Regions from separate parts of the Mus musculus genome. Here region 1 is linked to region 2. Evidence: chromatin loops called from intact Hi-C (ENCODE). Cell type or tissue: heart. All regions are shown on one strand. Each heading gives the region's core, and the rest is flanking DNA. Links, peaks and the distances in the headings are about the cores only.

Region 1 (2,907 bases), core at 301-2,800, 120 kb before region 2:
GGGGGGCCACTGCTGACGACACAGAGGCGGAGCTCATCCGAAGCATCTGTGAGAAGGAGCTGTTGGACGGTAAGAAAGATCGCTATGTGCCCTCCCCCAGTTGAATCAATCTGTCCCTAACCTGGACATGTTCTTTTGTCAGGCAACCAGGTACTAGCTGCCTTTGTTCCACTGCTACTTAAAGTCTGTAACAACCCTGGCTTATACAGCAACCCAGAGCTCTGTGCGGCTGCGTCGCTGGCCCTTGGCAAGTTCTGCATGATCAGGTAGGCCTAGTTGGCTTCATCTCAAGGAACATGAGATGGTACAGCCCTCTTGCTTTCCTGATGGGTCTCTCTTTGCCCTCAGTGCCCCTTTCTGCGACTCCCAGCTTCGTCTTCTATTCACCATGCTGGAAAAGTCTTCACTCCCCACTGTGCGATCTAACCTCATGGTTGCCACAGGGGATCTGGCTATCCGCTTCCCTAACCTGGTGGATCCCTGGACTCCTCATCTGTATGCCCGGTAAGAGATCCCTGGGCCACCTGAGACCCACTAAGAGTTCACGGGCTCCTCCCCCACCCGTGGCACTGACTTCGGTACCTGCTGGCTGTTCACCCTGTACAAGCAGGCCCGAAATGGGCACTGGGAGCTGAAGCTTCCCTCTAAAATCTTGCCTACAGATCTCGTGGTCCCTGACTCCAGCCTTGGAGCTGCTTCTAAACTGGCGTACTGTGGAACAATAGATCCTTGTTCTTAAGGCCTTCCTATTGTTCTCAAGGTACAAACACGAGTTCTTGATCTTAGTGACTAGAGTTTTTATTCCTAGCCTCCGAGACCCAGCTCAACAAGTGCGGAAGACAGCGGGGCTGGTGATGACGCACCTGATCCTGAAGGACATGGTGAAGGTGAAGGGGCAGGTGAGCGAGATGGCCGTGCTGCTCATCGACCCTGTGCCTCAGATCGCTGCTCTGGCCAAGAATTTCTTCAATGAGCTCTCCCACAAGGTGAGAGAAGCAGCTTGGGGCTTTGTCGGGGAGATGGATAGGTCCCACTTCTGCCGGCTGCTCCCCGCCTCATCTCATCCTTTTCCTCCTACAGGGCAATGCTATCTATAATCTACTCCCCGATATCATCAGTCGCCTGTCAGACCCAGAGGGCGGAGTGGAAGAGGAGCCCTTCCACACCATCATGAAGTATGGCTCTTTAGATCTAGAGTAGTGGGGGGGGGGGCACACAGACTTAGGATGGATGGATGGATGGATGGATGGATGGATGGATGGATGGAATGCAAAGAATGAAGAAGAATGAACACAGGGTCTTGCATGTGCTAGGCAAGCACTCTGCCGCTGTCTTCAGCTCTAGATGGACATTTTAGCCGTACTTTCTCCACAAGTTACTTGACCTGTTTGCCCGTCTTAACCGTATGAGGTTGACAGGACTTGCTGCATAGTTGTGGAGGCTCTTACATAGGGTAGGGTGCTGCTTGAGGGTGAGGGTGAGGCACATAGTAGCAGTCACTAGGTGGCAGCTGTTATTTGCTTTCTCAATAAAGGGAAGGAGACCAGAGGACAGGCGGTAGAAGGCCATGCAAAGAACTCTCTTCTAAAGCAAGGACAGAAGAGGCCATGCTGGGGTTGGGGTGGTGGCTTCAGTGTAGGAGCTGAGAAAGGGGTTTCCTGGCCAATCGTACACTCTCTCCTCACAGGCAGCTCCTCTCCTACATCACCAAGGACAAACAGACTGAGAGCTTGGTAGAAAAGCTGTGTCAGCGGTTCCGCACAGCCCGGTATGCTCCATTTTGGGACATCTTTGTGCTAAGAGGGACCTTTCAGAAGAGAGAGTCCCTGGTGGCATCCGTGGGACCAAAGGAGACTGAAGGGGGAGGATGTGTGTGCCTCACAGAGTCTCTCCCTCCCTGTAGAACTGAGCGTCAGTACCGAGACCTAGCCTACTGTATGTCCCAGCTGCCCCTCACAGAGCGAGGTCTCCAGAAGATGCTAGACAACTTTGAGTGCTTTGGCGATAAGCTCTTAGATGAGTCTGTCTTCAGTGCTTTCTTGTCAGTTGTGGGCAAACTGCGTCGCGGGGCCAAGCCTGAGGGCAAGGTGAGTGGTCCTGTTAGGTTCCGGTGCAGTAAACTTCATCTGCCTCCCTAAGTGCTCTGAGACTCCTGTCTGAACTTTCTGCCTTGCTAGCCTCACTACAGCTATGGAACCAGAGTGACTAAGACCAGATCTTAATTCCTGGTCCCTTTTTTAAAGGCCATTCATTTCCTTTTTTGTTAACATGCATTGGTATTTTGCCTGTGTATATGTTTGCATGAAGGTGCCAAGTCCCCTTGGAATTGGAGTTAGACTGTTGTGGGCCCTGAGAACTGAACACAGGTCTTTTGTAAGAGCAGCCAGTGCTCCTAACCACTATGCCACCTTCCCAGCCCCAGTGAAGGCCTTGAGATAGGGTCTTGCTATGTAGACCCAGCTGCCTCAGACTAACAGAGATTCCCCTGCCTCTGTCTCCTGGTAGTAGAGGTATGCCGCACATGTTTGCACTGGACTGCTTCTTTAGAGTAGTTTCATGTTTAAAGCAAAAGTCAGTAAGTAGAGCTCCCATATGCTCTGTCCCACACCCGCATGGCCTCCACCCCATGACCTTCTTGTCCTGGTATACGTGGTCCTGGATGAAGGAACGTGATTGACAGATCAGCATCCAAAGTCCACTCACTGGACACAGTGGCACATACTTACCACTTGTGTCATACTGGGCATTTTCAGGACTTTGAGGTCACCTTACCCCCCACCCCTGTGGTGGCATCAGTTAGTTGGAATCACAGTTTCAGATTGGTTTCTTTAGTTTTCTCTCTTTTCATGGCTATTTCTTTTTAAGCAGGGAGATAATGTTTCCAGCCCTGTCTTTAACTTTCTGTCC
Region 2 (2,907 bases), core at 116-2,615:
TCCAACCACCATCCCATTCTGCATCCTTCTCTTCACCCGAGTCACCTCCTCCTCTTACTCATGCCCCTCAGAGCTCCTCCCCCAACCCCGAGGAAACGGTTCTCACATCCGGGTTGTCACAGCCAATCATCTCTCCATAGGAGACCTGGTGACAAAGGCAATATGTGGGTTCGTTGGGATCCACAGGCATATCCAACACATCAGAGGGGTGGACACTGCCAAAGGTCACTGAGGGCATCCCATACTCAGGACTTCTGTATGCCAAGAGGAAGACAAATGTCATCCGCAGGAAGGGAAGCTACAACCTGCGCTCTGAGGTGGTAGAAGATCGTGGTGAGGCAAGTGATGTGTGGCTTCCTCTCCGTCCAGCAGACACCACAGTGACAGAGTTACTGGCACAGAAGACAGGGAAAGTGGCACGAGGCTGGCTGGGAGGCGGGCGTCCTCTGGTATACTCACGTGCGCACAAGTTTTAACTTCTTCTGGGCAGCCTTGGGGGCTTCTTCATCTGAGTTTTTCCCTTTGGAACGGGCTCTGGCAGCTTTTTTCTCCTTTTGGGTCCGGCCTTCTAGGAAGAAAGGGTAAGCCGGGAGGCAGAGACAAAAAGATGGGTTAAGTTCTCTTTGCTCCTGGTCCAGGCAGTGCCGCTCCCTCCTAGCTGGAGTTGGCCTCTTCTCCCTCTGACTCCTTGCCCGCATCTCACAGCCCCGCCCCTCCTCACTCTTTTTGCCTTTGCTAGAAGAGCTGTCATAGTCACTGGACTCGATCTGTTTCTCCTTCAGATCAGCCTCAAAACGGGCCAGGTCTGTGTCCAGCCGCCGAATGTGTTTGTCTACCTGTGAGGGAAGGAAGGGAAGAGGTCCAAGCCTGGCTCCGATCAAGGAAAACAGCTAAGACCCAACACAGCTGAAGGAGGGGGTCTAAGACCCTGAGAATTAGCTGAGAGCTAGGTGGGAAACCATGAACAGGGCCATACCATCTCATAGGTCTGCATGGCCAGCTGCACCTTGTCGTCACCAAATTCCTTGCACTTGCCATAGGCCTCCTGGATCTGTCTGAGAAGGGCCAGCTTCTCCTCGGAGCTCAGGCTGCGGGCGCTACTCATATATTCAGTGGCCAACTTGTCAATTTCAGCCTTCAGGTCTACAACAGAGACAGGCCTGGGTCACAGCGGCCCCTGGTGGCTAGATGAAACATACTTCTTCCTCTTGTTCCTTGGACCTTTTCCATTGGCCATCAAAACCTTCCAAGTGAACTGTACTGAACTATGCCTTGTATTCAGGAAATGCAAATACTCATTTGGGCTTTTTTTTTGGTTTGTTTTGAGACAGTGTCAGTATGTAGCTTAGCCTGGTCTTGAACTTGGAATATCCTCCTGTCTTAGATTTCCTAACACTGGGATCATAAGCGTGGGCCTGGCTGAGACTGTCTTAAAGTCCCTTCAGGGTACAGAAAACATGGCTGCCGAGTTGGGAGTTGAGACTACTACAGAGTCATTGTGGGGTTCTCTGCAAAGCAGGTTGTCCTGAAGTACATTCCTGATGACATTTCAGGATGCTTCTTTGCAGGGCTTGCTTGCTGCTTGCCTCGTGAGTGGGGTTCCAAAGACCATCTTCTTTCTGAGCAGCATCTCCAAACGGCCCTGCCCTGCCTCCTGCAAACCAGGCTGTCACTCACTGGTGCTCTGGCTCCAGGTCTCTCTCTCTCTTTGAGTCTTGCCCAGGTTGGCCTTGAACTTAGGATGCTCCCGCCTACGCAGCCAGAGTGCGGGGTCTGACATTTTAACATTACGTCTTAATTACTTCAAGGAAAGCGGTGTCTGCATCCTTCCCATCCACCCTACTTTTCTCTTTCCATTTTCCGAGTACCAAGTCTCTGTAGCTCAAGATGTCTTAGAACTTACTATATAGTCCAGGCTGACCTCAAACAGAAGCTAATCCTCCTGCCTCAGCCCCCTGAAAGCTGAGATTCCATGTGTGTGCCACCACATCCAGCTTGCTCATCACTTGTAACTTGCTTACCATTCTTGTCATTTTTTTTGTTTGTTTGTTCATCTTAGATATCGCTCAAAACACCTTAATAGTAGAGGGCTGGTGAAGACCCGGAATACTGACTAGAAGATCTCTACCCCCTAGCATTATGTAGGGCTCATAAAAATGACAATGGAAGGAGATGAAAGACTAACCCAGTGCAGCACCAGGCAGTGGGAACATGCTATGCCCATACCTCACTGCATTCCAGGCCTTTAGAAGTGAGAAAAATATACAATTCTGTAATTTCCAGCTGGTCTCTATACACAGAATCAAGAGTTAGAACAACATTGAAAAGAAATCCAGCCGATTCTAACTGTCTCGCAGACAGCTGTCAGAGGCAGATGTCCAGAGTGTTAGGTGATACCCATGAAGACACTTAGCCAGAGCAACTTAAGACATGGCTTCATGGACTGGTGAGATGGCTCAGTGGGTAAGAGCACCCGACTGCTCTTCCAAAGGTCCGGAGTTCAAATCCCAGCAACCACATGGTGGCTCACAACCATCTGTAACGAGATCTGACGCCCTCTTCTGGTGTGTCTGAAGACAGCTACAGTGTACTTACATCCAATAAATAAATAAATCTTTAAAAAAAAAAAAAAAAAAAAAAAAAGACATGGCTTCACAGCCTAGCTTGCTAGGTCTTTGAACATGGCTACCTAGGATGGAACATAAGACATATCTATCCTTCAGTGGGTATGAGGACACCTTCAAAATGAACCTTACCTCCGGAGCAGAGCAGCCTGAGCTCTGCAGTGAAGCGCTCCTCAGGCGCCAGAGGGCAGGCACCTCAGGAGAGCCAACTCAGCCCCGAGTACAAGGACTGAAAAATCCAGCTGATTCTAACCGCCTATGAGTTATGACATCCAATGTGTCT

The links. A loop is a pair of places that touch in the nucleus more often than their neighbours do. Peaks named below come from ENCODE experiments on the same cell type or tissue, not always from the same donor. Only the 100,000 strongest peaks of a DNase experiment are listed, where the experiment ranks them.
Region 1: a loop joins it to region 2, with 2.9 times the contacts of the local background. A loop is called at or near these places in 1 of 42 quality-filtered maps.

What each region holds. Positions count from the first base shown.
Region 1 is chr6:125,168,995-125,171,901 of GRCm38, reverse strand. Ncapd2 (non-SMC condensin I complex, subunit D2) reads left to right here. Exons shown (of 32, transcript NM_146171.1): 23 at 1-69; 24 at 143-266; 25 at 349-504; 26 at 809-986; 27 at 1,081-1,175; 28 at 1,688-1,768; 29 at 1,904-2,087. Among named protein-coding and RNA genes, the nearest start is that of Gapdh, 4.7 kb to the right of the region's middle. In heart, for the core only: a CTCF peak has its summit at 1,494 (motif pointing right); a DNase peak (open chromatin) is centred at 1,500; H3K27ac peaks cover 1,181 bases.
Region 2 is chr6:125,045,140-125,048,046 of GRCm38, reverse strand. Ing4 (inhibitor of growth family, member 4) reads right to left here. Exons shown (of 8, transcript NM_133345.2): 3 at 977-1,143; 4 at 722-836; 5 at 460-565; 6 at 107-254. All of the region lies in intron 1 of 4930557K07Rik (RIKEN cDNA 4930557K07 gene), which reads left to right. Among named protein-coding and RNA genes, the nearest start is that of 4930557K07Rik, 3.3 kb to the left of the region's middle. In heart, for the core only: a CTCF peak has its summit at 1,173 (motif pointing left); a DNase peak (open chromatin) is centred at 1,086.